Regions from separate parts of the Homo sapiens genome. Here region 1 is linked to region 2. Evidence: chromatin loops called from intact Hi-C (ENCODE). Cell type or tissue: dorsolateral prefrontal cortex. All regions are shown on one strand. Links, peaks and the distances in the headings refer to the core of each region. The heading gives the core; the rest is flanking DNA.

What was found. A loop is a pair of places that touch in the nucleus more often than their neighbours do. Peaks named below come from ENCODE experiments on the same cell type or tissue, not always from the same donor. Only the 100,000 strongest peaks of a DNase experiment are listed, where the experiment ranks them.
Region 1: it touches region 2 in a loop (6-fold over the local background); 2 of 110 quality-filtered maps call a loop at or near these places.

What each region holds. Positions count from the first base shown.
Region 1 is chr3:118,611,420-118,627,812 of GRCh38, reverse strand. All of the region lies in intron 2 of LOC105374060 (a long non-coding RNA gene), which reads left to right. Among named protein-coding and RNA genes, the nearest start is that of IGSF11-AS1, 320 kb to the left of the region's middle. In dorsolateral prefrontal cortex, for the core only: no CTCF peak of the experiment used is centred there; a DNase peak (open chromatin) is centred at 9,357.
Region 2 is chr3:118,007,859-118,024,251 of GRCh38, reverse strand. No RefSeq gene overlaps it. Among named protein-coding and RNA genes, the nearest start is that of LINC03051, 18 kb to the right of the region's middle. In dorsolateral prefrontal cortex, for the core only: no CTCF peak of the experiment used is centred there; no DNase peak of the experiment used is centred there.

The DNA of each region.
Region 1 (16,393 bases), core at 4,881-12,880, 600 kb before region 2:
GGACTACAGGGACAAACCACCATGCCTGGCTAACTTTTAAATTTTTGATAGAGATGGGGTTTCACTATGTTGCTCAGGCTGGTCTCCAACTTCTGGCCTCAAGTAATCCTCTTACCTCAGCCTCTGAAAGCACTGGGATGAGCCACCATGCTCAGCCCCAGGCTGCATTTTTACAATTACAGCAAAGTATGTATTGGTAATATTACCTCTTGGTACTTTTCATGTTGTCAAGATGAAAATAAATTGAGAGTTTCTCTTGGCTCATAGACTAAAGATTATCTGTACCTAATCTATGCAATGCCAACTCAATTTGTTGGAAATTTTAAAGTCTTTAGATAGTTATTTTGTTCATACAGGATGAAACCATTAGTTTGACTTATGCCTGCTGAGTTAACAAATTATCTTTGTGCCATGTAAGTGCATTTGAAGAGTCAGAAGACTAGAAGTGACTAAGAGGACAGGTTTGAATATGAACTGTATTAGGTTAATATTTATCTTATATTGAAAAATAGTAGGAATTTGGATTTTATAGATCCACTTGATAATTCTAACATTGATTGCTCTGTCAAACTTTTTTCTTAGCTAATACTTGTTGTTGTTTTTGCAATACTGTATAACCATTCCTTTTGATCTATTGTTTGGTGTCTATTGAGAAAGAGAAAATTGTTTTTGCTATTGTAGTCTATATCATGTTTCTTTGAACTCTAAAGACCGCAGTGGGAATAATAACACTGAGGGTTGGGGTGTCCATCTAGCCCTTAGCTTTTCCTTGTAATCTTTGTTATACTTACTGAAGTCATATGACAGGTAAGGCCAGCAGACCTGAACGTTTTAACTTTTACTTCCTTTTTAATGCCCAGTCCACAATTTTATAGCACTAGCAATTTGATTTTATTATTTTTTTTCCTGGCATGATTAGGCACTGAATAATTGATTCATGATAACATACCCTCCACCCCCAATTCTGATAATGATAGTTAGAATGCAGTTTTATTAATTTACAGCTGGAGGAAAACCTGGCCTGAGACCATGAGCTTACTCAGAAAAATGCATGACAGTTCAGAAGTTTTCTTGGTGAATATAGAATCAGAGCTGATGTCCTCAAGGGACAATGCTGTCAAGCCTTGGTAGCTTGATGAATTGTCTCTCTCCTCCCGAGAGATGTTGCTGTCTGAAGAGCCAGAACATTTCCAGTCTGAGCACCCTCATGCCGGAGCAGAGCAGGAGAGAGACAAACCCCCGCTCCTCAGCTCTCCTCTCTGATGGCCATTGTCACTTGCCTTTGTTGTTGCATCTGTCCTTCCCTTTTTCATTTAGCATCCTTTTGTAACAGTTTACAGTTGACAAGTTTACAGATTACTTTTAATTAATTACAGTTTAGGTTGGCTATCTTCTAGTGACATTTAAGGAAACATTATAAACTCATTTGGCAGTACATCTCCAAATCAACTTGTAGAATACATTTTTTTCCTGGGGAAGTTTTTTTTTTGTTTTTGTTTTTGAGTTTTTTTTGACAGCTTTTTCATTCATTCACTTATTTTCTCATTTAGTATTTATTAATACCTACTCTTGCTAGACATCAAGAGAAGCTCTTAGATTATAAAGATGAAGACTCTTCCTGATTTTTCACTGCTCATACTCTGGTTTAGAAATCGACTCATAAGCAATTCCACTGTTAACAAGTTTTATAGTAGAGATAGGTACCAAATGTTTGGGGAACATGAGGGAGGAATTGGCTGAGTGTCTTGGGGAGTACATGCTTGTAAACTTCATTTGCTGTGAAATGTCTTCTTTGATCTTGTGTTTATTCCTCTATTTTGGGACTAACAACAATGAAAGTGATATTGTATCTTGAGCACTTATCACATGATTGATGCTATCTCTAGCAATAAATAAATGCTATCTAATTTAATCTTCATAATAGCTCCCTGGAAGAAGATATGATATCTATTTTATGGAGGAGAAAACCAGTATTCAGACTGGATAGGTACTTGCCCATGGTCACCCAGCTAGAAATGCGTAGAGTGGGGCTTGTATCCTGATTCTGATGATGATGCCCATGTTCATCTCACCATATCACATGACACTCACCAGCCATTAGCCTTCTGATTGTGAACTCTACCAGCTGGAATTGTAGGATAAGGTGTATGTGATTGGCTGGAGGATCCCCATCCATTTGGCTTGAATAAGTAGATTACCTAAAGCTGAAACCCTCCATTTTTAGACACTGTGTAGGGAGGCAGACATATTTGAATTGTGTTGTGAAAATCAGATGATGAAAATTGAAATAAATATGTTGAAATGATGGGGAATGGCAATTTTAAGAGAGGTATAAGAAACAAGATAGGTTTAATAAACGTTGAAAGCATTTGTGAGGTCCTCAGAAGGACAGTGTGTTTGTTGGGTGAGTAGAGGCAGGACTGGAGACAAAGTTGCCTACCACAAATGCGTCTGTCCTGGCTGAGACCATCATGGCCCCAGTTCTCTCATCTCAATTAGAGGCTCACTCTGTCTGCTTTCTTAATTCATAACCAACTAGTTTGTCTGCTTTCTTAAATTCATAACCAACTAGTTTGATTTGATCACTGAAGCTAACACAGTGGGTTTGGGCTTCCTGCAAAGCAATTGAGATGCCTAATGTGAGGAACTTTTAGTTGCATTTAAAGGACATATCTTAGAAGAGTGTTGTAGTCCTTTGTAGGACTCACCAGAGAATCTCTTATTTCCTCTGAGCCTGGATTTCCTCATGAGTAAATATCTGCTGTTTTGCATCCCTTCCATGGTAATTCTTGCTTGCTGCTTCCAGAAGCTAATGCCTTATTTCCTTCTCTTTATCCTTTTGGGTCTGGCTCTGTTGCCCAGGCTGGAGTGCAGTAGCACAGTCACAGCTCATGGCAGCTGCAACCTCCCAGGCTCAAGCAATCCTCCCACCTCAGCCTCGTGGGTAGCTGGGACTACAGGCACATACTACCATGCCCAGGTAATTTATTATTTTTTATAGGGACAGGGTTTCATCATGTTTCCCAGGCTGATCTTGAACTCCTGGGATCAAGTGATTTTCCCACGTCAGCCTCCCAAAGTGATGAGATTGCAGGTATGAGCCACTGCACTGAACCTTTAGATCATTAAAAAGTCAGGAAACAACAGGTGGTGAAGAGGATGTGGAGAAATAGGAACACTTTTACACTGTTGGTGGGACTGTAAACTAGTTCAACCATTGTGGAAGTCAGTGTGTTGATTCCTCAGGGATCTAGAACTAGAAATACCATTTGACCCAGCCATCCCATTACTGGGTATATACCCAAAGGAATATAAATCATGCTGCTATAAAGACGCATGCACACACATGTTTATTGCGGCACTACTCACAATAGCAAAGACTTGGAACCAACCCAAATGTCCAAGAATGATAGACTGGTTTAAGAAAATGTGGCATATATGCATCATGGAATACTATGCAGCCATAAAAAATGATGAGTTCATGTCCTTTGTAGGGACATGGATGAAGCTGGAAACCATCATTCTCAGCAAACTATCGCAAGGACAAAAAACCAAACACTGCATGTTCTTACTTATAGGTGGGAATTGAACAATGAGAATACTTGCACACAGGAAGGGAAACATCACACACCGGGGCCTGTTGTGGGGTGGGGGGAGGGGGGAGGGATAGCATTAAGAGATATCCCTAATGTAAATGATGAGTTAATGGGTGCAGCACACCAACATGGCACATGTATACATATGTAACAAACCTGCACGTTGTGCACATGTACCCTAGAACTTAAAGTATAATAAAAACATATATATATATATAGATGTTATGATTATTATTATTATTTTTGAGACAGGGTCTCACTCTGTTGCTCAGGCTGGAGTGCAATGGCACAATCATAGCACACTGCAGCCTTGAACTCCTGGGCTCAAGCTATCCTCTCACTTCAGCAGCCCAAGTAGCTGGGACTACAAGCACCACCATACCTGGGTAAATTTTATTTTTATTTTTATTTTTTTGTACAGATAGGATCTCACTCTGTTGCACAGGCTGGTCTCAAACTCCTGGCCTCAAATGATTCTTCCACTTCGTCCTTCCAAAGTGTTGGGATTACAGGTGTGAGCCACAATGCCTGGCCTCCTTTGTCTTTCTCTAATGTCCTCTGCTATCCCTTCTAGTCCCTTGGCCATCTTCTACCACAAATGGGAAGTGAAGCACATGGGTAACAGCTTCCCTGGTGCTGCCTCCAAGGAAAGATTCCACTCGCTGCAGGGCAAGATTGGAAAAGCAACAGAAGGCACCCAGCATTTCTTTCCCTTCTACCTTCCACTGCAGGCTTTGGGGGACCAGGGGAAAGGGAAGGGACCTCATTCACAGGACTACTTGCCAGGAAGGCATGGAGCAGGGGGTTCCTATTCTTTGACAGGCACACATACACACCCCTGCCACCCTCAACATATACACACAGGGACTGGGGGCACCGTATCTGTATTTCAGAGTTCGCTGGGAAGACCAGTGCCCTGTGTTCAACACAGAGGGGAGAAACACAGCATAGCAGTCTGACTGTCCCACCATGCCTTCTGTTCCTCATAAAAGAAAAACATGAACATAGAGACTAAAGAATTCCACTATATTACTCCTTCACTATGCTGCGTCTTCAGTGAGAGTTTGGTGAAAACTTGGATGGGTTTGTGGGTGGAGCCTAGTGCGTAGATTCAAGAAAATGTAAGTTCTACTCCCCACTTTGCCGTTTACTAGCTGTGAGACCTCGGCCATTTGTATCATTTCTTCCCACCTTAACGTCCCCTTCTATCAAATGAAAATGGTTTTTTTTGTTTGTTTGTTTTTTTTTTTTTTTTTTTTTTTTTTTGCCTAGACCTGGTGAAGCTAGCTTTAGATAACAGGTTGAAAAGCACATTGCAAATTCTAACGCACGAAACAAATACAACATAGCAAATTAAAGAATTATCAGTCCTCTATCCACTCCTGTTTAGTAGGAACCACTCCTGTAGAAAGGATGCAAAGAAAGTTTGCTTCTCCTTTTCTGGGCATGAACTGATGTCTGCAAAGAAAGTAGAAAATATGTGTTTGAGAAACATTTGCCTAACTTTGGGGCTCAGTGAGAGTTTATTAATTCTAATAATTCCTTACATTTGGGAGGTGGCATTGTGGTTAAGAGCATGGGCCTCCAAATCAGACATCCTAGGTTCAAATCTTGGCTCTTACGTGGCCTTAGGCATATCTCATGATCACTCCATGCCTCAGTTTTTCCATTTGTGAAGTATGAAGATTATAGTAATAATAGCCCCTCATAGAATTGTTGTAAGGGTTAGGTGAATTAATATATGTAAATTATTACATATATTAATTAAATTACATATATTAGTTAAAAGGCTGCCTGTTACATATTAGCTTTCAAAATTATTACTATTATGTCACTTGCACCTTTCCCAAGAATGTTTATGTATTGTATGTTTTATTGTCATCATCTCAGCAACCTTGAGCTGCAGCAGCCACATTTTACGGGTAAGAAAACTGATTGTTGCAGCCATAGGCTTCAAGCTGACACCACTAATAAATGAGAGCATTGAAGCTAGTGTCCAGGGTGCTTTCCAATACGCTTTGACTATTGTCCTCTTGGATCCTGAAGCTAGGAAAAAACTGAAGACTTAAATGACAGTGAACCTATTTAGCAGGTAATCATGACAAACTTATTGCCTAGCTAAGAATAGAGATGCTGAATTTATAATCAAAATTTTTAAGTGGTCTTAAGACCTTCATTAAGTCATTAAATGTGTGAAATTATCTTTTATATAGGTTGCAGTTTTAGATTTAATGGTAATAATCCTAATTTTTTTTTACAAAAAACAATATTAGTCTTACTATTTAAAATTTGTACCCCACCTATTTCCAAGATGCAGAATCCAATTGAAATATGAGTTTCCAAAGCTATTTAGAGATTAAAAAAGATAAAAGTTCCCCTATGCTAAGCAACCCTCTTTTTTCTGTGGAAGCTAATCCAAGACAAGTACACATATTTACCTGTAATTTTTATTTCATTCAGAATGAAAATAGGTTTATTAGCTCCCTCAGGGGAAAATGTATATTTTTATAACTTAGATTACCTGTATTATTGAATGTGAAAATGTCAGTGAAATAAATGGCACTGAGTTTTAGCCATTAAAATGTTAATTAGGGGCATATCTATGTTCATTCTGAAATTGGCTAAAGAGTGGGAACTTAACCTAGATAGGCTGCATATGGCTAAGGGATTGGGGAGGGGATCACTCATTAGATTTAAATAAAATGTGATAGGTAGACCCTCCCAAGGCGGCAGGAAACAGCTGGTAAGTCTCAAGGGACACTGAGTCTGGCTAAAAGTTTCCATTGTTTCCTAATGCAAGAGTAGACATTTGTACATTATTTCATTTTTACTTTCTGACAAAATAAATATACATACCATGCAGCCATAAAAAATGATGAATTCATGTCCTTTGTAGGGACATGGATAAAGCTGGAAACCATCATTCTCAGCAAACTATTGCAAAGACAGAAAACCAAACACTGCATGTTCTCAGTCATAGGTGGGAAATGAACAATGAGAGCACTTGGACACAGGAAGGGGAACATCACACTCTGGGGACTGTTGTGGGGTGGGGAGAGTGGGGAGGGATAGCATTAGGAGATACACCTAATGTAAATGACGAGTTAATGGGTGCAGCACACCAACATGGCACATGTATACATATGTAACAAACCTGCACGTTGTGTACATGTACCCTAGAACTTAAAGTATAATAATTAAAAAAAAGAAAAATAAATAAATAAATATACATTCACCCAAAGAGACCTTTTTAAAAAAAATTCTAAAATCAAACCTAAGCAGACATTTGTGGAAAGAGAATTTATATAAAGAACCATAACACAGTGGACAGTATCTTCAAAGACAGCCCTTTAAAAAACATTAAAATCCTTGTTAAATAGAGAATGGTTATTTCAACTTTCTGTAGAGGCAGAGGCATAATATTAAATTCTAACTCAGTAAGGATTTTTTTTTCTTCTTTCTTTTTTTGAGAAAGCCATGAGAATGAGCTAAGCTGGTACACAGTTACTATGGTTTCTGATAATTTAGCTTAAGGTACAGTGGCACCAGAGAATCTAGAATAGGGTCAAAAACTCCCATGCCTGTTGGGGCCTGATCAATAACAGTGCTGAGTGAACGAGGCAGGGCAGTAGCAATGGCAATCAGGACATTGTGAGCCCTGTCTGAACAAGGCAGTGACTTCTTAGCTCCAGCACCAGGGGAGAATGTGGACCAGTTTCCTCAGATGTGCTGTTTCAAGAAAAGTAACAAATCCAGGTTATACACAAAATCTCCTTACTTTTGAATATTGGCAACTAATTCATATTTTTAAAAATTCCTAAGTGGCATGTGAAAAAATTATATATTCATGAGGGTTGTTTATTGGAGCATTGTTTGTGCTGGCAAGTTGAAAACAGCTTAAATGTTTGTTAATAAGGGACAAGTGAAATAAATCATGGCATATCCATTCAATGAACTATTATGCTGGTGTCAAAAACAAAATGAAAAAAATGAGATCTTTATGTCCTTATACGGAAATCTCAAAGGCATTGTCAACTGGAAAAATCAAAGTGCAGGGGTGTATGCTGTAAGCTTCATTGTGTTAAAAAAAAAAAAAAAAAGGAAAAGATAATATGGTGTGTAGGTAGGTGTGTGTGATATGTCTGCTCAGGCTGCCATAACAGAATACCATGGACTGGGTGGCTTTTACAAGATAAATTTATTTTCTCACAATTATAGAACTGGAAGTTCCATGATTAAAGTGCCAGCCAATTCTGTTTCTGGTGAGGGCTCTCTTCTGGGCTTGCAGATGGTCACCTTCTCCCTGTGTCCTCACATGGCCTTCCCTCTGTGCTCCTGCAGCATGAGTGAGCTCTGGTGTCTCTTTCTCTTTTTGTAAGAACCCAGTCCTATCTGTTTAGGGCCCCATCTTTGTGACTTCATTTAACTTTAATTACAGGTACCTCCCAGAATGCCCTATTTCTGAACACCATCACACATCACATTGTGGGTTAGGGCCTCAATATATAAATTTTGGGGGGAAGGATGAAATTCAGGCCATAACTATATATATACATATATATACACACACACACACATATATATATATACACCCATATATATATATACACACCCATACATATTACATGTATATATCTATAGTATAGATATTACATATATAAACAAAACAAATATCTATGCCTATATATATACACACACATATATATTTGCTTTGTTTTGTTAGTAAATACACAGAATATATTTAGAATGGTAAACTAAAATTAATAACATTTCTGACTAGTGGTGTGGAACTGGGATACACGTAACAATGCATTCTTTTATGTGCTCCCCCTCTTAGAGGAGCCAGCACCACTCTTTCATCGTTTAAGAACTGGACTCGCTGTCTTACCCAGAGGGAAGGCCAACCCCCTCCTTCACATGCAGTTGCTGCAGGGATGCCTGCTTCTACAGACGATATTAGTTTTCAGAAAAGAGCTTTGGATCTTTAAGTGCTTGTGTAACTGCTTGCTTGAGACCCCAAAGTTCTGCCCCATATAACATGTAACATAAAAGAATACCGAACACTAAAAACAAAGGAATTGTGACTTACTGAATTAATCATCCAGATTCAGTTCCGTATCATTTATCAATGAAGAAACAGACGTATTTGTGCAGCATACTAAACGTTCAGCTTGAGTCTCTCCCTCTACCTAGGCAGAAAACTCATTCCTCGAATGAAAGGAATTCTATTTTTTCTTCCACCTCATCCTCCAACCCCTCCCCTGTCCACCATGATACCACCAAATTCAAGGAAACATTAGGAATGTTTCCTAATAACTTTAGCATATGCTTTCTCTGATTCATAGGTTGGGAAATCCAACTTGTTAAGCAGCTTCTACCCCCGTAGGTGCGGGGTGGAAGTGGTGGTTGAAACAGTTACTATTAATGTACTTCCTGCAAAACACTCTGATGCTCTTTTAGGTGCATGTCTCCAGATTTCCTGGAAGCCAGAAAAGTGCTGATGACAATTGCTTATCCACCCACAAGCCTGAATACAGGTATCCAGTAGGATAATGAACTCCCAGTAACAATAAAAACAATCTGTCTTTTTGACCAGTCTCAGCCAGGATAATTTGTTGCAAGTTTCACTGTCCTCTTTTTTCCTTCACTTCACTCACTTCTGCTCCCAAATGCTTCCTGTTGCTCCCAAATGCTGTTAAACATGACACATACCATGCTGGTGCCAGGGCTGGCTCCCATCCTGTGTGATTGTGTAGTTTGGGCACTGGTGAACTAAAGAGGCACTTTTTATGTAGACTCTAACAGTGTCTTGAGCAGCAGAGGCCACTCAAGAGGAGGCATCTCTATGTGGAAAAGCTGCATCTGGATCACCAGAAGCTAGGCAGCCAAGGGCCTGGGTTCTCAAATGAAGGTGAGCACTGGGGCCATTTCATTGTCTCTACTTTTTGGGAGCTCATGGAAACCCTTTCCCCTTGAAGAAGGGAAGCAGCTGCCCTCTTTCTTCCCCTACTCTATCCAGTCACATACAAGGTAAGCTTCCTCCCTCCTCCTTTCTATAGTAGCTCAACTTTCTACCGTAGTTCAACTCTCTTGAAATGTCCTTGTCCCCTGTTGGGTTCCACTCACCTTACCTCCGTCTATTCCTATTGGCTCTGGTGGGGAGTGGGCATTTAACTTAAACCAGTTCCAGTTTGGAAACTGATAAAAAACTGGGGAGATCAGAACAATATTTATAGTTTAGTCTATGATATGTTCATTTATTAGTTTTGATCATTGTACCATGTTTATGTAAGATACTAACATTAGGGAAAACTGGATGAAGGGTATACGAGAACTGTGCTCTCTCACAATTATTCTGTAAGTCAGAAGTTACTTCAAAATAAAAGGTTGTTTTTTTTTTTTTTTATTAAATGGTATCTGGTGAAGTGAATGTACAAGCATGTTCTAAAAATCTTTCCCAACCCAGGCCTCACTTTGTCAGCTGCCTCCATATTTAGGTGGTTCTTTGAGCAACGCCCTGTGCATGTTGGTAGGTGGCACACATCCTCTCCTCACCACCCACCTATAGACTGGTCATGCTTATGCTAATTCTCGCCTGCCTATACAGAAAGGGCCCTGGGATGAATCAAGGTAAGATGGATTCTAAAATCTGAAGTGGAACTGGTTGCAGGGAAGCAAGAACAATTACATATTGAATTACAACTTCAGTGCATTTGAATTGAGAATATGAATAGAATATAAGAAATAGAGCCATTTTTATACTACTTTTCCTATTGTTACCTTACAGTAGGTTTTTAATTCTAATAAGACAGTTCTCCTGGGTGTCCTTGGGAACGTGTCCACTGGCAGCAAGAAGGCAAAGGAGACTCTTCTAGATTTCTCTTCAAGGGCATGGATCAAAGGAATCCATAAGGGAGCAATTGTTACTTTATCTGGCCACCATCCATGCCACATGCCTGGACTCCTCTCAGAAATTCCAAGAGTAGGTCCTTGGGGTGTTGCTTAACTGTAGTCTCTTCACAGTTACAAAGGCCCAAGTGATTTGGCTTATTCTTACGTTTTCAGCCACCTGTGATAGTCCCAGTTACCAAGCTCCAGCCACACTGGATTTCGTCTGTTCTTAAATTCCCTTCTATAAAGTTTTTTTACTTGGCCTTTTTTGGAAAACTATTCTATTAGGTCTTCTCATGCTACCTTCTTATTCTACAGGTTTCGCTTACATTTCACCTCCACAGGAGGTGTTTTCTAACCAACTAGCTAAAGTAATCATCCTGTTACTTTATCACATTATCTTCCTTTTTCCTTACTAATGCTTATCATTGTCTATAATTATTGTTTACCCATTTGTGCACTTGTTTATCATCTGGCTAGCATATAAATTTTACGAGAGCAAGAATTTTGCTTATTCACCTCTATATTTCAAACATCTGGAGCAGAGCCTAGAAAAGAAGCATTTACTGAATTAAAGAATGGAGAAAAATGTCTTTCCATTGTCTCTGCAACTTGCTAGGTAAAGAAGAGGAGCTCTGGCCACTCCTGGAGTTGTGGAGGGACCTCTTGTGGGTCCCAAGGAGTCTGATTGCACATTCAGTCCACAAAGGAGACTCCATAGCCATTTGATCAGTGGCAGGAAGAAGGGCATTGTGCAGACCACCCTGAACCCCTGGGGCTGTTTTCCTCTCTTAGAAAGGCAAGACTGGAGAACATTTGTTCTCTCAGAGTGAAGGGACATAGTTACTTCCTCCTTCCCTTTCTCTCTCTTCCACAAATATTTCTCATGCATTAGAACTTAGCTCAATTCTCAGTCCACAGTTTAAACCATGAACAAGACAGGCACAATCCCCAATCCTCCTGTACTTATAGACCAACAAAGCTCATAGACAAGAGGCAATTACGATTTGGTGAAAGAGGCACTCTGAGAGGAGCCGGACTTAGAAGGGGATTCTCCTGCTCACCTGGATTCACATCAGATAAAGAAGAGGGTGAGGAAACGTGCAGGAAGCACAAGCTGGATACTCAAAGGGCGCAAATAATCCAGGATGTATTATGTTTCACCAGGCAGCTCTCATGCTGGGTTCAGTTACAAATAATTAATTTAACACCTACTATGCCTGCCACCTCCACATATTTATTTTACTTGCCTGGCACCTGAAGGAAATTTTAGGATATCACTAGAGCAACTGGGCTTGGAATCCAGGGACTAGGGTTCAGATAGTCACTTTGATATGTAACAGCCTTCAGACTGTGTTTCTATTCCCAGGCTCCTGGTAATGCAAACTCAGCAATCTACCCGAAAACCTAGGTCAGCAGGCAACTCTTATGTATGACAAAGTTTAAAACAATCTCATTAGACTTCAAGCAACATAATTTAGTAATGAAGCTTTTCCTGTTTACTGTTTATTCCCAGCAAGGCTGGCACATAGTAGGTATTCAGGAAATACCTGTTGACTGTTAGGTTGTTTTGAGACAATCAATGAGCCTAAAAACTCATTAAACTTCAATTTCCTCATGTATAAAATGGGGGCAGTAATAGACGCCTTAAAAAGTTGGTAGGAATATAAATAAAATAACACTGGAGGGATCATATATTATAATCCCTGGCTCATGTGAGGAGTTAGGAGTAGACACATTGGTGTATACTGTGATTAATGTGGATTCTAACCTTTCTATTGTGCTCTTCTGGCTACATAGACTGGAAAGCAAAAATCTACCTCCTCAGTCTCCTTTGCAGGTTGGTTTTGTGATTCAGTTCCATGAATCTGATACCCTTGTTAGAGATGTAAATTAGGAACTGAGTTAAGTAGGCAGAGAAGCAGTGTGGGAGGCGTCCACTTTTACTAGTGTCCTTAGTAGCAGACACAACATGGTTCTAGAACTGGCAGATATGGTGGCATCTTCCTGGTGGCCTCTTGTGTAAGTCAGGAGCAGCAGTGCCCTTGGCTAACTGCATCCACAGTGTAGCTTTGGGATTATTCCAAATCAAAGCACATGGTCTTTATTTCAGCAGCTTCTCCACACAAAATAATTCTCTGAGCCACTTAATGCAGTATGTATTTATTTTGTAGGACTGCCATAAAAACATCGCCACAAATTGTATCACTTAAAACAACAAAAATTCTCGTCTCACAGTACTAGAGGCTAGAAGTTCAAGATCAAGGTGTCAGTAGGGCCATGCTCCCTTTGAAGGCTCTAGCAAGAATTTTCTCTTGCCCCTCCCTGGCTTATGGTACTTGCTAGCAATCCCTGGTATTCCTTGGCTTGTAGCTGCATCACTCCAAGCTTTGCCTCTGTTGTCACATAACCTTCTTTCCCATGTGTGTTTCTGTGTCTTCACTTTTTCTCTTTAAAAGGACCCCAGTCACTGAATTTAGGGCCCATTCTAATAGAGTGTGATCTTTTATAAACAACTAGATACATATTCAAAGACCTTGTTTCTAAATCAAATCACATTCTGGGGTTTTGGGTGGACATGAATTTTGGAAGGACACTATTTAACCGAGCACACAGTGTCATAATTTCATGTTACTCAAACTATCTGGAGTGAATTCTCTTCTCTGACACGAAACCTTGCGGATTTGGGTGAAATCTGAGGTTGCTGGCCATCTCTGACATTGTAGGATTCACCTCTTAATGTGAGATGTTTGATCTGTGTTGTGCTTGGCAACTTCAGGCTTGGACACCAGCACCCATGCAGAACACTTCATTGAAGGAGGGTTTCACTTACTTACTGCCATTTATAATCGTTCACTTTTGCATGGGAGAAGCAGCAAACTTCTTCTCTGGAAGCCTATAGAACCATTTGCTTAAGGCTTACTTGTCACTTTGTCCTTTTTCTCAACCCTCCTTGTGCACAATTGTGACAGCCTGCTTTTTAAACAAATTTTTTTATTTCCATAGGTTATTGGGGAAGAGATGGTGTTTGGTTACATGAGTAAGTTCTTTAGTGGTAAGGTTTGTAAGGTTTTGGTGCACCCATCACCCAAGCAGTATACACTGCACTCTGTTTGTAGTCTTTTATCCCTCACCCCCTTCCCACCCTTTCCTCCTGAGTCCCAAAAGCCCATTGTGTCATTCTTATGCCTTTGCATCCTCATAGCTTAGCTTCCACTCATGAGTGAGAATATACAATGTTTGGTTTTCCATTCCTGAGTTACTTCACTTAGAATAATAGTCTCCAATCTCATCCAGGTTGCTGCGAATGCCATTAATTCATTCCCTTTTATGGCTGAGTAGTATTCCATCATATGTATATGTGTGTGTGTGTGTGTGTGTGTGTGTGTGTGTGTGTGTGTATATATATATATATATAAATATATATATCACAGTTTCTTTATCACTCATTGATTAATGGGCATTTCTGTTGGTTCCACATTTCCCCAATTGTGAATTGTGCTTCTATAAACATGTGTGTGCAAGTATCTTTTTCATATAATGACTTCTTTTCCTCTGGGTAGCTACCCAGTAGTGGGATTGCTGGAACAAATGGTAGTTCCACTTTTGCTACTTTAAGGAATCTCCACACTGTTTCTAGTAGTGGTTTTACAAGTTTACATTCCCATCAGCAGTGTAGAAGTGTTCCCTGTTCACCACATCCATGCCAGCAACTATGATTTCTGGATTTTTTGATTATGGTCATTCTTGTAGTAGTAAGGTGGTATTGCATTGTGGTTTTTATTTGCATTTCCCTAATCATTAGCGATGTTGAGTGTTTTTTCATATGTTTGTTGGCCATTTATATGTCTTCTTTTGAGAATTGTCTATTCATGTCTTTTGCCCACTTTTTGATGGGATTATTTGCTTTTTTGTTGATAATTTATTTTAGTTCCTTGTAGATTCTGGATATTAGTCCTTTGTCAGATATATAGATTGTAAAGATTTTCTACCACTCTGGGTTGTCTGTTTACTCTGCTGACTGTTCCTTTTGCCATGCAAAAGCTCTTTTGTTTAATTAAGTCTCAGCTATTTATCTTTGTTTTTATTTCATTTGCTTTTGGATTCTTGGTCATGAAATCCTTACCTAAGCCAAGGTCTAGAAGGGTTTTTCTGATGTTATCTTCTAGAATTTTTATAGTTTTAAGTCTTAAATTTAAGTCCTTAATCCATCTTGAGTTGATTTTTGTATAAGGTGAGAAATGAGGATCCAGTTTTATTCTCTGACATGTGGCTAGCCAATTGTCCCAGCACCATTTGTTGAATAGAGTGTCCTTGCCTCACTTTGTGTTTTTGTTTGCTTTGTCAAAGATCAGTTGGCTGTAAGTATTTGGGTTTATTTCTGGGTTCTCTATTCTTGATCTATGTCCCATTGATCTATGTGCCTATTTTATACAAGTACCATGCTGTTTTGGTGACTATGGCCTTATAATATAGTTTGAAGTCAGATAGTGTGATGCCTCCAGATTTGTTCTTTTTGCTTAGTCTTGCTTTGGATATGTGGGCTCTTTTTTGGTTCAATATGAATTTTAGGATTTTTTTTTCTAATTCTATAAAGAATGATGGTGGTATTTTGATGGGGATTGCATTGAATTTGTAGATTGCTTTTGGCAGTATGGTCATTTTCACAGTATTGATTCTACTCATCCATGAGCATGGAATGTGTTTCCCTTTCTGTTGTCTATGATTTCTTTCAGCATTGTTTTGTAGTTTTCCTTGTAGAGGTCTTTCATCTCCTTGGTTAGGTATATTCCTAGTTTTTTTTTTCAGCTATTATAAAAGGGGTTGAGTTCTTAATTTAATTCTCAGCTTGATTGCTGTTAGTGTATAGGAGAGCTACTAATTTGCCTACTTTTTTTTTTTTTTTGAGATGGAGTTTTGCCCTGTTTCCCAGGTGCAGTGGCATGATCTTGGCTCACTGCAACTTCCACTTCCTGGGTGCAAGTGATTCTCCTACCTCAGCTTCCAGAGTAGCTGGGACTACAGGCACATGCCACCACACCCAGCTAATTTTTGTATTTTTAGTAGACATGGGGTTTCACCAGGCTGGTCTTGAAGTCTTGACCTCAGGTGATCCATCCACCTTGGACTCCTAAAGTGCTGAGATTATAGGCATGAGCCACTGCACCTGGCCGATGTACATTAATTTTGTGTGAGGAAACTTTGCTGAATCCTTTTATCATATCTAGGAGCTTTTTGGAGGAGTTTTTAGGGTTTTCTAGGTATACAATCATGTCATCAGCAAACAGCGACAGTATGACTTCCTCTTTAATGACTTGGATGCCCTTTCTTTCTTTCTCTTGTCTGATTGCTATGGCTAGGACTTCCAGTACTATGTTGAATAGAAGTGGTGAGAGTGGGCATCATTGTCTTGTTCTGGTTCTCCGAGGGAATGCTACCAACTTTTCCCCATTCAGTATTATGTTGGCTGTGGGTTTGTCATAGATGGCTTTTATTATGTTGAGGTATGTCCCTTGTATGCCAATTTTGCTGAAAGTTTTAATCATAAATGGGTGCTGGATTTCATTGAATGCTTTTTCTGCATCTATTGAAATGATCATGTGATTTTTGTTTTTAATTATGTTTATGTGGTGCATCACATTTATTGACTTGCATATGTTAAACCATCCCTGCATCCCTGGTATGAAACCCGCTTGATCATGTTGGATCATTTTTTTGATATCGGTTGGTTTTGGTTAGCTAGTATTTTGTTAATGATTTTTGCATCTATGATTATCAGGCATATTGGTCTGTAGTTTTCTTTTTTGGTTATGTCCTTTCCCAGTTTTTTTTATTAGGGTGATACTGGCTTCATAGAATGAATTAGGGAGGATTTCTTCTTTCTCTATCTTGTGGAATAGTGTCAA
Region 2 (16,393 bases), core at 3,516-11,515:
CCAACACCTATACAATGCTTGTGGGGATGTAAATAACTACAGTCTCTATGGAAAACAGTATGGGGATTTTCCAAAGAACTAAAAATACATTCACGATTCGATCCAGCAATCCCATTACTGGGTATCTACCCAAAGGAAAAGAAGTCATAATGGAAAAAAGACGGCTGCACATGTATGTTTACCTCAGCACAATTCAAATTTTCGATGATATTGAAGCAACTTAAGTGCCCACCAACTAAGGAGTGGATAAACTGTGAGACACACACACACACACACACACACACACACACACACACACCATGGAATACTACTCATCCATAAAAAGAATGAAATAATGTCTTCTGCAGCAACTTGGTCAGAACTGGAGGCCATTATTCTAGGTGAAGTAACTCAGGAATGGAAAACCGAATACTTCATGTTCTCATTTATAAGTGGGAGCTAAGCTATGGGTACAAATTTTTTGAATGAAAACAAAATTCCTATATATTACAATCTATGGCTTGTATTTATTTTAAAAATTTTTCCAACTCAAAACATCTAAAAATGTACAGTTTACAAGAAAAAACTAAGGAAGGATTTTTTTAAAAAATGAAAATAAATCAGCCCCCAAAATTAAAAACTAAATTTAAATATAAATACTAGTTATATAAAAACATTAACCAAAAAACAAAGACATGGAAAGCAAGAAAGCAAAAATATACAAAATAATTAACAAAAACATATAAATAAAATCATGAAATAACAAAAATCATGACAGAATACTTTCTATATCTGTACGCAAATATGTTGTATACTTAGGTAAGGAGGAAATTTTCCTAGTAACCTACAGTAAGTAAAAACAATCCTGAGACACAGAGTTGAAATAGATGGGTTTCACTGGAGAATAGTGAAAGGTAAAGAAGAAAAAAACAAAACAAACAAACAAAAAAACATCCTACCAAAATTAGAACCAGAGTTAGGTGGTTCCACAGGGGCGGTCTATAAAATGGTTAATATTTATTTGTGCAATTGCTACATAAGTTGTTCATATAACTTATGTAGTTATATCCTTCACTTCATAAAAGTGAAGGAAGACTTCCAAATTACTTCTTATGAGACAGATATATCATTAAATGGTGAATGGTGGTAGCAGAAAACAAAACAAACAAAAAACAAATATTACTTGTAAATACAGATGTAAAAATTCTAAATAAAACATCATCAGATGGAACTGAATAGACCCACAGGAAAGTAATACATAATGACCAAGTGAGGTTTTGGAAATCTATTCATTTATTTCTTTATATTAATACTGCCAGGGAGAAAATACTAGTTTCCCAGGATTCCTTTGACAAAATTTGATACATAATTCTTCTAATAATATTTAAAGGAATAAGTACTATACACATACACACACACATATCCACGTAGTAGAAGCCTTCATACTCAGGTCAGGAACAAAGCAAAGATGTCTACTTAACTACTACTGTTTAACATTGTATAGGAATATCAGTCAATTTGAAAAGAAGAAGTAAAATGTATCTATTTTCAAATGATATGACTATTTTTTGGAAATGTGAGAGAAGAAATCATAAAACCAATGCATATAATAATATCCTATAACATAATAGAATATAAAAATGAACATCAAAAACCCAACAGCCTTCAACTGCACACAAAAAATCATAACTGTGGAAAAATACTTTTAAAAAAAATATTTAAATAGCAACAAAATGCGGAAAATTTAGAAACACAAAACAAGAAATATGTGAAACCTCTAACTGTAAAACTTAAAAACTCTCATAAAAGCACAAAAATAGTTTTGGACTGAACGACAAACAGTTTTTGGTTTTGGATTCAGTATCATATGCATGACAAATTTCTTTAAGTTAATATCTAAATTGAGTGCAATTTCAATAAAAATTCACATAATTTTATTTTTTGCTATACAAGTTAATTCTAAAGTTATCATAGAAAAATAAACCTGCAAGGTCTGAAATCCTGAAGAAGAGTAACAAAGTGCATATACTTATCAGATACGCAAACATGCTACAAAGCTTCTGTAATCAAAACGGTTGTTTACTGGCATATGGTTCAATGCAAAGAGCAGTAGAACAGAATAGAAAGTTCAGAAAAGAACCCAAGTATGTATAGAAATTTAGTGTAGTGTAAAGGTGACACCTCAATCATTGTAGATAGTGCAGGCTTATTAGTAAATATGATAGGTCAACTGTATTGCCATCTGAGAAATATAATATTGAATTTGTATCCCATAGATTACACAAAAATGAACTCTCAAAGTATCAGAAATCTAATTGTACAAAACAAAAGCACACACAAATGGAAGAAAACATGAATTAATTCCCATGTAATCTGGATAGGCAAAGGGGCCAGATCTTTCTACTTGTGTCTCACTATCCTGATATAATAAAAGAAAATACTGGTAAATTCAACAACATAAAAAGAACAGCCTTGTGCCTAGACAACAAAATTATAAATAAATTAAAACATAAATTACAAACTGGGAGGAAATTTTGTGTAACATTTATTCTAAGAGCTAACTATAGAAAAATGTAAATAATTTTAAGAAATCAAGAAATATGAATAAAATAAAAGAAGGGGGTAAATGTTTACATCTATGAGCATGGAGGTATGTATATATGCTTATTTTTGCCAAAGAAATGCAGGAAGGGTAAAACTAAAAAATGATTACACTTGTTTCCTACAGAAGATATATGGAAACACTAGAAAAGGTAAGAAAAGAAAAGAGACTTTACAGAGTATTTCTACTTGCTCTGACTTTATCATTTTCTGATTTGACTTTTGAATGATATTAATATGTTTATATTCAAGAAAAACTAATTCAAGAAAGAGCTGCAAAAAATACAAATACAAGCAAATACTTAATTGGATTCACAGTAACTAAAAAGCAACTTTTATATAAAATACTCCACTATATTCCCAGTGGTATATATTCTAAAAACAAAAGGAAATCTTGACCTTTAATTAATAATTTTTTAGTGCTAGTGGTATGAGTATAATAAGTCTGAAACTGTTTCATGTGTCTTGAATGATTGAGTGCACAGTACACATATTGATATTGATGCAACCACATTCATTTTCAACTGTGGAAGAAGAAAGTTACAAATGCACATTGGGAGGAGAGAAAAAATACTATAATGTTGAATTTGAAATGGAATTATAGATACAAGTTAATGATTTTTAAAATATATATCTCTTAGTTCTGTTCCCTGATGAAGTTAGTAGCAATAGTATATCAGTAACAATGAGCATGTAAATCACTTAGACCTTGATTCTATAAGAACTATTTTCCTCTGAAGGAAGCTAGAACTCCTTGGAAAATGGCTACCTCTAGGTCTGTGCAAGAGAAACAAGGTAAGCATGGGACATACTGTCACATCAGAATAAGACGTTCTCAAAAGTTGATAGGAGCATATCAAGAAGACATAAAATTTTGAAGAGGTTCCCTTTGGCCAAATCTGGGATAATTTGAGCATTAAAAAGAAATATGGTTTATATTATGATGGAAATGGTTTATAACAGATTGACTAATAAACAAATCTATGAGCCATAGTAATACTAAGTTTCAAAAGGCAGAGGAGGGAGTGAAATCTCTATTTTATAGAAAAATGCCAACTAATAAATGTAGGAGCAATGGCCAAATTAGAAAATCATCATTTTTAATCAACATTTTAGGAATCAGTTCAGGCACAAATTATCAATGGATGCTAAAATCATTGGGTTAAAGATTGTTTGGGAACACAGTCTCAACATATGATCTTATGGATTAGTTATTAATTGTGAAGGGGAAAAGACATCACAGATGAGAAATGTGTTGAATACTACCTTTACCAAATGATCAAATGTAATACTGCTAATAGTAGAACAAATTAACATCATGACCTGCTATAATGCACTGAGAATGATACAGAATCATCTCTCTAGTATTCGTATTAAAAATGTTTAGCGTTAATCTAATCATGAGGAAAGAAACAAAACAAATGATTCTGCAATACAAATGGCTTGCCTTCTTAAAAAATATCAGTGTCATGAAAGGGAAAAAAAAGATAAGGAATGATTTTTTTTATTAAAGTAGACTACAGAATGATGACAATTAAATGCATTGATTGGGTCCTAGAAAAGGGGGGAACAAGAAATGGAACATTATTGGGTAAATTAGGCAAATTAAAATATGGGCAATATACAATAATAAATCAATGTTAATTTTTCAATGTGAACATTCTATTATAGTTATATAAAAACATTTCTTAAGTATTAACACGCTACATGCTTAAGTTAACAGCTACATGCTTAAGTATTTGGAGTGGGAAAATGTTAACAATTGGTGATTGTAAGTAAGGGATAAAATAATGTACACTGTTCCTTTTTTGCAAATTTTCTAAAATAAAAATGGTGGAGGAAAAGAACACTACGAAAGCCACACAAATTCTTATATTGAACATATTTTGTTTGTTTCAAAAGTGAGGTAAAATATTAACCCTCCCTTGGAATCTAGAGAATTGAATTGATCCTGTAACACTCTGGCTCCTCAATGTAATTGAGAAGTAGGATAAAAACAAAAAGTAGATTTGATGTGAACAATCCTAAACAATGCACTGGTGTGTGGAACTAACATTCTCCAAGTTGCAAATCCTACATTCAGAATGTAGTTCTGAGATGAAATTTCCCTATTTCCAAAAAATGAATCCTCTTCCTCGGAGAAGAGAAACACCAATATATCAAGGACCAAATGACATCATCATGAATAAACTGCTTCTATGGTGCTGGGCAGTGGTGGACTTGGTGGGAGAAATGAAGTGGCACAAATAGCTTGCTTTTTTGTGTGTGTGTTTGAGTTCTTTTTACTGTGACTGGATTGATAAACTGGATATGCTCTTCTATTTTAGAGATGCCCTCAGTTTTGGAGGTCTAAGTAAAATACTAGGGCGGAAACTTTAAGCCTGGCCCCTAAAGGCAAGTGGTAAAGGAAAGTGTGGCAGACATTGAAGACTGGCCTAAACAACATCCGGTTAGGGCTGACCATGTGACAGGCCCCTGGCTAATGAGATGCAGGTGCTAGTGCTGCTTTTTCTTTCTTTTGTAATTGTCTTGGCTGGATATGATATGATGGGAACAGCCTTAGCAACCATACTACCAACATCTTGGGAAGACCAAGGAAAGCCATCTCAATCACTGAGTCACTAAATCAACGATGCAATTAACTACTTCTGGGAGAAACGTATTTGTCCTGTTTAAGCCAGCCACTTTATTTAATTCATGATACAATGTCCAACTTCCTGCAGTGAGACCAGGAATTTGTGGCAAAAACCTAACATAGAGTATGAATAATTTAATTCAGCTTGAATGTCCCCTGTGTGACCTCCCTCAGGAACCTGTGTGACCAAATATAGTATACTACCAGTAGAGATAAATCATACCTTTAACAAGTGTAAAATAAATCTTGGCCAAGGCAGAACTGATTGAGCTATGTCAGGTTAAAGGAAGAGGCAAAGTGGAGACCCTGAGGAGAGAAAAAGGAGGTAGTGTCGAATTTATCTTGGACCAAAGTTCTCCACATCAATCACCTGGAATCATTAAAGGCCAACATGCATGGTGTGAGATGGAGCGACGGTGAGGAAGTGGCCTCTTACGAGTAAGGCTGAAGACAGAATGCATAGAACAGTCAGGTTCAGAAGACAGCCTGTGTAGTAATAATTCTCAAATTATGTTATTTTCAGTTGAAAATTTGAAGCAAGTGGGCTTTCCTAAAATTAGTTAATAAAATATTTAAAAGTTATTATATGATACTTGAAAAATATAATAAATCTTGATGAGGACACTTGATCCAGAGAGCTAGCCAATATTAAAGTTCTCGCCAAAGCAGCCTGGCATTTGGCTTCTTCACAAAGGCACTCCCATAGACACAGAAGCATCTGTTCTTCTACTTACTACTTACGTTAAAATGAAAGCTATTCAATAAAATATTTATAAGTATCATTTCCACTGGTGGCTGGGTGGAAATAAAATGGCAAGAAACCAAATTTCTAATAAATATATGAATAGCTACTTTGCTGACCACTCTTTGACATGAACATCATTCACAATTCCTGATTCTTTTTCAATGTGTGTCTTCTCATCAGAAAATTAAAATAAAAATATTCTACATCTCTACTTCTAAGTGTACAAAATAAATGAGTCCTATCAATATGGACAACAGCCATCAATTGGTACAAGTTTTCCCTATTCAAAAATTAGATTGTTAACTCAATCATCTATTAGTTAATTCATAAACAATGTATTTTATGCTAGATATTGTCATAGGCTCTGTGGATAGAGGAGTAAACTTGACCCTCCAAAAACTTACCTGAAGCTAATTCATTCCAAAGTGGATAATAAAGACAATGTAAAATAATGCTATTTATTTGTAACATGCATAAAGTTAGGGGAGTTGTATCTTGCCTGGAAGCCAGCCTCAACAGAGACTCACTTAGGAAAAAGTCATTAAAGCAATTTAGTCATTTAATAGGCTCTTCCAAAAAATGTTAGCAGACAGACCTCAATTTCAACAAAAAATTTTAAATTCTACATTACTAGTCTCTCTATGTCAAAATCTTTCATGCATATTTCCTTTCATTCTGTGGCCTCTTAAAAAACAAACCCTCCCTTCACCCTCTATACACAGGTTCTGAACACCTTTTTCCTCCCTCACTGCCTTCTTTATTGCATGAATCATATTAGTTACTCTGGCATCCTTATTTATTGGGTGGTGGATTGAATGTTTAGTTACTACACATTTTTGTACAAAGAGTGTAAAGCTATGTTTTTATAATACCTTTTTCTCTTTGCAAATGAGCTTTTTTCTTTCTTGTTTGAGTGAGATTTATGTAGGATAACTGCAGAAATCCTTCCAAATTCAGCTTTGTATTGCCTACCCAGCCTCCATCTAGAAATTCTAGGAACTTAAGGAATTTTGAATTTCTCATGGAAAGGGGCCAGAGAGAGGTAAGCTAGCCCCCAAAAAAGAATTGTCATAAAACAAACAAACAAAAAATAGAATTTGACCCCAAAATTTGTAAAGCTGTTTGAATCTTGGCTATAGTTTTTCTTAAAAATTTCACTAAGGGTATTACAATTACAATGTTTCTCAGATTTTTGGAAAGCCATTTTTTCAATCTCTTGCTATTTATTTCACTTGTCTGGCAACTGTCTACTCCCCCGTTGTCCCAAGTGCCATCTCTTCATCTCCAAACTGTAAATATCTGCTTTTGTTCAGCCTCTATAAACTCATTTACGCCCTCCTTATTCCTGCTGCACTTTTGCCTTTATTGCTATGACCAGTTTATTATGTAGATAACATCAGCTACTTTGTTAATATTTTTTCCACTATATCATTACCTGGATCCTTTCCAATAAAGGAAGACCTTATCTGGCATAATGAGGACACAGGAGGAGGGTAGATGTCAAATACTTCTAACTTACTGACATTTCTGTTGTTTTTGTTTGGTTGTTTGAGAGACAGGGTCTTACTCTGTTGCCCAAGTTGTGGTACAGTAGTGTGATCATTGCTCACTGCAGCCTTGCACTCCTACGCTCAAGCGATCCTCCTGCCTCAGTCTCCTGAGTAGTTAGGACTATAGCTACATGCCATCATGCCTAGCTTTTTTTTATTTTATTTTAATTTTTTTATAGAGATAGGGTCTTCCTTGCCCAGGCTTGTCTAAAACTCCTGATCTCAAGTGATCCTCCCGCCTCAGCCTCCCAAAGTACTAGGATTACAGGCATGAGCCAGCATGTCCAGCCATAACTTGCTAACATTTCTTTTATTTCTATCACTGCTGAGAGAAAATCATAGTAAGGGTGGAGGAAGGAGGAATAACATTTCTGTATACCTACTATGTGTTAAGAATAATATTCAGTGATTTTCATAGACTATGTTACTTAAAGGAAGTTTGACTTTTAGAAATGTTAAGTGCAGTCTTTTCTGTATTTACGAGCCAGGAATTTTGAATGGGCTGTGGATTTAAAGAGTCCTTATATCAATATTCATACCAAGCATGAAGTCAAGGAATCACCAGTTTAAAAAATGGGATTCCCAATTTTTTGTTTTTATTTTTGCAATCAGGACGCACTTGATGGATGGTTATATGACGCTTCCAAGGAGTACACTTCGGTAAATATGAGTAGTAAATTAAATTGTATTTTGAGTGTGCCTCCCTTAACTTTGCCTTTTTTTAAAATCCTATTCAGTAAAACATATAGGGACATAAAGAAGGTGCAACTACCAAAGTGTTTTTTAAAAAAATCTACTTACATATATAAAATAAATTAAACTTTGCCACATTATTAGAAATTCCAAACTACTTTGGTTAAAACCCATCACAAATACACTAGTTCAAAGTAAGTAAGAAATAACCAATGCACATGTTCATAAAATGGTCTATGCTGCTTCAGAAGAAACAATATACTTTATCTAGCCATTTTACTAATATCCGTGGGCCAACAGAAAAAGTACATGCCCTTATGGAGCAGGAAGTTTTAGAGAGTAACGAAGTAAACAGATACATAATATAACATTAGAAAGAGGTTGGCTTAGAAAAAAAAAAAGCAGAGAAAATAATGAAGAGTGAGAGTAGAGTGTTGTGTTGCTATTTCAGATAAGGTATTGAGAGCAGATTTCTCTGATTTAGTAATAGGTGAGTACAGACTACAAAGAGTTGAAGGAGCAAGCCATGTGGTTCTCTAGGGAAGAACATTTCCTACAGAGGAGCCCTATCAGAAAAGACCCCGAGGCAAGCACATGCTCAGAGCAACAGGATGAGTGTGAAGAAAGAAGGTCAGAGAGCTGAGAGAGAACCAGATCAGGTGGAGGACTTTGATCTTATACTAAAATGATGGAAAGTCATTACAGTGCTTTCAGCAAGGGTGTAACATGATCAGATTAATGTTTTAAAAGGATCACTCTGGCTACTGTGCAAAAAATAGCTGCTGGGGGCAGTAGTAGAAAAAAGCGTTCAGGAAGCTATTGCAATAATCCACAAAGGAGAGGTTGTGACCAAGAGACCTTGGAAATGACTTTTCAAAAGTACATTCTAAACTGTGGCTGTGAAAAATAACATCCTCTTCTGAGTGAGGGAGTCTACTGGAGTTCGGTATATGGCACACCATAAACAGGTCTTTAATATATCTCAGAGCAACTGACAATTACAAAATGATCTTATGAGAATGAGGGAAGTGGTATGGTCAAATTTATCTTAACTGAACTATAATGATCATGTTGTTATATGCATAATTTTACTGTAATAAGAAAAAATCAACATGGGAGGTCAATAGGTATTGCTGAGAAGGGTAAATGTAAGACCAATTTTGCATACTTCCTGTACTTATCTCTGAAATCTCTCTATTCCTTTCTCCATTTTGGACATGTTCTTTTGTTGGACTGTGGCCCATACTTTCACAGGTGATTCTTGGTATTTGCATTGTAGTTCCCCAGGAGACACTGGTGTTCAGGAAACTCATGTGTACTATTACGTTATATAGGACATGTTTTCCGAAAGCAGGCAGATATACAGATGGATATGCTGAAAGATTAAGAAATGCATGTCTAGGCCGGTCACGTTGGCTCTCGCCTGTAATCCCAGCACTTTGGGTGTCTGTGGTGGGCAGATTACCTAAGGTCAGGAGTTCGAGACCAGCCTGACCAACATGGAGAAACCCCGTCTCTACTAAAAATACAAAAAAATTACCCAGGCATGGTGACAGGCGCCTGTAATCCCAGCTACAGGAGGCTGAGGCAGGAGAATCGCTTGAACCCGACAGGCAGAAGTTGCGGTGAGCTGAGATCACGCCATTGCACTCCAGCCGGGGCAACAAGAGCAAAACTTCGTCTAAAAAAAAAAAAAAAAGAAAAGAAAAGAAAAAATAAATGCAAGTCTTTGGCCAAACATTGTAAAGAAAAGCCACATATTCTGTAGGAAATTGTGTTGGTTCGGTCCTCACATGGCTCTGACCATTTCAGAACTCTGAGAACTTATATACATGTAATTAGCATTTCAGATCACATTATTTCATAAGCAAGTATTTACACCTGAGTGTCACTGAGGTACTCAGAGCCTTAATATTAGATTAAGTGAGACATAGTGTCAAATGCCCTGGCAATCTGGATACTTTTCTTGAATCCAGAACTTCCTTCCTTGATGATCATGCACAAATACAAATAACTTGACATTTCTAAGCCTCAGTTTCCTCATCTGTAAAAGTAATTGGCCCGAATGCTCCAGAAAATCCTTTCCCACTCTTGCCTTCTGTCATAGGGTTGAATAGAATCTTCTGGTAGGCTTACATTTCAACTACCTGATTTTCCCTGTATTTTTCCTCCCTCCTCTTTTACTCTAACAACATCATGCCATCTTCTCTCTCTCGTCCTACACCAAAGATGAAACAAAGGGCTACAAGAAGAAGGGTTTAGAGGTTTCCAATTGGGGCTTTCCTTTCCAAGAAACCAGGTAAGACAGAGTTTGGGTAAGGGGAGGAGGAGAAAGGAGTTGCAAATTACATGAAAAAAAAAAAAAAAAAGACTAAAGGGATGAATGCAGAAACTCAACACTGGGTGCATTGCTGTAGGAGGTAATGGAAAATTTCCCATGTTGGTCTAAGAAGTGGAGTGGTAGGTGCTCTTAAGTTTGGGATGACTTCCAGTGTGGGCTCCCTTCTCCTTCTGTTAGTGCACCTGTCCCATATGTAGGCCTGCCATTCAACACTCCTGAACACATGTAATTCTCCCCTCCAACCTAGACTTGGGCATCTTGTCTGGAGGGAGAAGTATGAGGAAGAGCAACGTTTGCTGATCAAGATGCAACAGCAGAACAGTTGGAAATTCCTGTCTGGTCAGGGTAGCAATGAACACAGTGCATATTATAATCTCTATCTTATAGGAAGGGAAACAGAGATTTGTAGAAATGCTGGGGAGAAAAACAACCTGATGCAATATAGTTCATATTAGTTACAAATAGTTTGAAGCTTGTTTTAACATTAAAAAAAAAAAGTGTGTGGTGCTCTATTGCTTTGAAAATGGCACTGAGTCTAAGTTAACCACTCAATAGTTGTATGACTTCTATCAGTTACTATACGTCTTTGGTGATCAGTTTCCTCATTTACAAAATGAGGCAATTGGAAATGATAATCTTTGGGATCCCTTCTGGTTGTGATAGTTTCTGGTGCTATAAACAGAATCTGGTAAGATATGGTTTGTAAGGGTGAGGATAATTTAAATGTCCTGCATCTGGACTCAGTGTTCCCTTCTGAGTACATATTCTCTTCAAGATTGAATTAAAGGTGTGTAAAATCCTCAGACATACAAACTGATGCTGCTTAAATATATTCAAAGCGTTAAAAGAGAGAGAGACAAAAATACAAAAATGGCCTGAGTGTTGTATTTGAGAGGCAGGTCTTTGGAAGAATCTTGCTCATTATTACTCAATATTTTCCAGTTTTATTTTTATTCAACTTATAATTCTTTAAAAATATTTTTAACTAAAATTACTATAAGAAAAATTGTACTGATATTTTCTCTGTCTCTCTTTCTGTCTGTCTCTACCGTAGTGAAGAATAGCTGAAATATTTTCTGTAACCATCCAACTTTTACATTTAGAGGTCAGGGAGCCTACTGTGAAGGTTCTGTATCTCTTTCAGACTTAGCCTTGAGCTTAATCATGTTCATGTTGAATTTTCTTGCCTCCAATGTGAAGAAACACATTCTGTAATTTTTTATATAGTTGGTCCTAGATGAATTTAAAAAAAAATCTGATAATAGATTAGCTTTCTTTTTGATCTGCTCAGAGTTTATTTCTGGGAAGAAGGCAAGTGACTGGAATACATATTTTACAAAACTCCTTTCTGCAATAGCAGAGTACTAAATCCTTACTTGGATGCATTTACGTGTACAATGACTTCCTTTTTACATCAGAGTATATGCCAAAAATCTGCCCTCGCAATTAGTGACTTCCTTTTGAAGCGATTAAATGTTATTGGACAGCCTTCTGTAATTCCTTGCCTTATTTTCTGGCTTTAGGCAATCACTCTGTGTGCCAAGACCTCTACAAGGAGAAATGTAAGCTCAAGGATATCGTTTCCATAGTAGCATGACTCTCCACTGCACTAATAGCCACAATTGTAGCCACTCATGCCAACTTAAGCTTGATACCTTCAGATAAGATGGCTAAGTAGTCTACTTCAACTATTGGAATGATTCAATCAAATCATCTTTCTTCTCTCCTTCAAAACTATCCTTGAATTCCAACTCTACTCAGGCATTTTTGATTAAGTGGGAGTGAGATGTGTTTAAATAGCTGGTTCTTACACAATCATACAAATATCTTCTTGACTTTTATCCTTGCCACAGATATAAATAAACACTAGAGAATGAATGAAGCAAAAAGAGATGTGGCATTAACGAACATTTGAAGACAGTCTACATCTCACTTCCTCTCGTCTAATGCTGCTATAATCTCCTTGAGAGCAAGACTGACCATTTATGTCTGATATATGAAAGTGTTTAAAAATGCTAATTTAGATAAGCTACTTTCAAGTCAATTACTTGTCTGCTCTGTGTTTGTGTATTATAACTCCTTGCCTAGGCCTTACATTAATATTTTTTCTCCACTGTCTTCTGAAACTGTTGGGGTAGATCAGATGACAAAATTTGGATAACTAATGCTACTAGTTTTTACACTTTGTGGGAGAGTCACTTAATTAATGTTTACTCTTTATTATGACCAACTGCTTTTCTTTAACCAGGATCCCTTCAGAAGGCCCTGACTGAATGTTATTAGTGTAGAAGTGGACAGCCGTGAAATCATAATTATCTTAAACTTTTACGCCAAGTTTGCTCATGCTGTGTGCATGGATTATTAAAAGGAAGCTTTAACCCAGCAAAAAGCAACAGGTTCTCTTACAAAGTAAACATTTTCCAGTTTAAAACTTTTCCTCAATTAGACATGTAGTCCTCTTCGATTTCTCCTCAATTCAGAAGTTTTTTTGGCATTTTATTTGAATTCACTCTGATCGTGTATGTCCCTAGAAATGATTTTTATCAAAAAGACAAAACATGAGGTTTCCTGAATCTGAAGTAAAATTTATAAAGGGGAGGTTACAGCTCTCTAAACCTTAGTTGGCAAATATTTGCTGGTGATTTTCTAAGAAATACAAAAATGGATCTAGTTTAAAATTGAAGGTAACCTGTAATGTTTAGGAAATAGTTTTTAAATTTTCACTGTCTTATATGCTTCTCTGTGTATTGGTCCAATAGCAGTTCAATGAAGACAGCCTCACAATTGGTTTGCAATTTTGAATGAAGACTGTTAAGAGAGAAGACCTTAACTTGTAACAACACATTACAAGTAAATGAAATAGGATTAGACTTTATGGTATTTTCTTGCCTCTTAGTCATTTATTTAGCTCTTTAAAAAATTGATCTTCCTAGAAAAAAAATTTAAAACCAATGAGAACCGATAGAGTGACTAAAATTGGCTTCTTGAACTGGTAATTTGACTTATTACTATTAATATTGTTAAAAATAAGAAACAATGAAATAATAATAACTTTAAATGTTAATAAAACACATATTCCCAATTTGAGGTCCTAGACCCACTGGGAGTTCATGGCTTTAGTAATTGTTATTGTTTACAACATTTTAAAACAATCTAATAAGGATAATATTATATTTCTTGATTATTATAAAGCATAACATATTTATCTGATTAATAAAAGTAAGAACAACAGTTAGATATTAATTTATATATATGTACATATATATGTATAACTTGATTGGTAGAGAAATTCTTTGAGCTATGGAAGTGAGTGATAATAAAAGGAAATTCTGAAGCCATTAGAATATTTATCGTTAAATAACTCACTTGACTCTTACCCCACTCTGTGAAGTTGGCATTTGGGTGTATAGTTAGCTCCATTCTGTAGACCAGGCTACAAAACTTTGTGATTCCTATTTGTATTATTTGTCCTTTCAAGTACCCAGGTCTCCCTTCCATGATTTCTTTATTTCATAAGAATTTTATTGAAGTAAGAACTAGTTCAGGAATAACATTATGCCAAATCACTATAGCAGTATTATATATAGTGCTTAATTTGTGTTCATCATGGAGCTTTTAGTCCAGATGGGGATAAAAGTATTTTATCCACATGAAAAATAACAGAAAAAGGACATGGGGGGCAAAGTATAACTTGTTTGTGTTTCTGTCAAGTATAGCTACAATGATATTAGATATATAACTTGAGATGTCCTACTCAAGTAATAAAAATTTTTAATGAAAATAATATATTACTATAACAAAAAGGATACTGAGATGCAATAAATGATTATCAGACAATGAATGATGTAGATAATATGAATTGGCAAGAAGAAAGACTCATTATAAGTGTAGTTAGAAGTATGAAAAATAATTTATGGATGTAAGCTTGGCTTTGAATGATTGATCTACAGTGACGAGAAAAAAGTCTGGGGCAGGATAACAACTCTGTCATGTGGCATCTTCTTTCCCTGTAAGCTGTTATATGTCAGTATGTTCTAATACGTCATGTTTTTGGCATTCTTTAATGGAAAGAAAAAGTAAACTGGAAAGAAATATGTACATGTATGAGGAATAAAACATTTACAATAGATAAATAATAATTTACCCCACCCTACCAAAAGTGAGCAAATGAAGAATTAAATCATTCTGTATCACATATGTATTTAAAATGAAATTGGCTTCAAATTATCAGAGACCACACTCCTATACACACAAGAATCAGCAAAGAGAGGGAGCAAGAGCCAGAGGGAGCTATTTAACAAGAGAATAGTGAAGAGCATGAGGGTGGGGCAGAAGAGATTGAAAGAATCTGGTGAAATGGGTCAGGAAAATCATGGTGGTTCTAAACCAAAAATTTGGAAGAGATCTCTACACAAAGATCAGAAAACAGAATTGGATGGGATCTGCTGATCGCCAAGTAACAGGTGAATAAGGAATCTGAATCCAATTTTCTCTCTCTACCTGAGCCTGGCCAGGTATAAACATTCAACAGCCTCTTGATAGACTATGGTGCCCATCCATGAAAAATCTCTTATCTGGACATTCAGTAGTTCTTGACCTTGAAAGTAGTTCCAGATTGATAAATGATGATTTCTCAAAGAAAAATGCAATTATCACACTTCACTATAACCCCAAACACACAGATGTATACACATACACATGGCATAAAAAGGTTTAGTTACATACATGGAAAGACCCATGAATGTGTGACATACTCATCCTACCAGCAAGTCATGGATAACAATGGTGCACTTGATACATTCAGCATAATTACAGACACCGGTTCCTGTGCCTGTTCTGCTCTGAAATTGCCCAGAGAACAGAGCTAATGCAGTGTTTAGCAGGAAATTTATAGCACAAAATGCCCACAGGAGAAAGTGGGAGTGATCTAAAATCGACCCCCTAACATCACAATTAAAAGAACTAGAGAAGCAAGAGGAAACAAATTCGAAAGCTAACAGAAGACAATAAAGAACTAAGATGAGAGCAGAACTAAAAGAGATAGAGACATGAAAAACCCTTCAAAAAATCAATGAATCCATGAGCTGGCTTTTTGAAAAGATTAACAAAATAGATAGACTGCTAGCCAGACTAATAAAGAAGAAAAGAGAAAAGAATCAAATAGACACAATAAAAAATGATAAAGGGGATCTCACCACTGATCCCACAGAAATACAAACTACCATCAGAGAATACTATAAACACCTCTACGCAAATCAACTAAAAAGTCTAGAAGAGATGGATAAATTCCCGACACATACACCCTCCCGAGGCTAAAGCAGGAAGAAGTCGAATCCCTGAATTGACCAATAACAAGTTCTGAAATGTTGGCAGTAATTAATAGCCTACCAGCCAAACAAGCCCAGGACCAGACAGATTCACAGCCGAATTCTACCACAGGTACAAAGAGGAGCTGGTACCGTTCCTTCTGAAATGATTTCAAACAATAGAAAATGAGGGACTCCTTCCTAACTAATTTTATGAGGCCAGAATAATCCTAATACCAAAACCTGGCAGAGACACAACAACAACAACAACAACAACAACAACAAAGAAAATTTCAGGCCAATATCCCCTATGAGCGTTGATGTGAAAATCAAAATACTGGCAAACCGAATGCATCTGCACATTAAAAAGCTTATCCACCACAGTCAAGTCGGCTTCATCCCTGAGATGCAAGGCTGGTTCAACATAGGCAAATCAATAAATGTAATCCATCACATAAACAGAACCAATGACAAAAACCACATTTATCTCAATAGATGGAGAAAAAGCCTTCAATAAAGTTCAAAATTCATGCTAAAATCTCT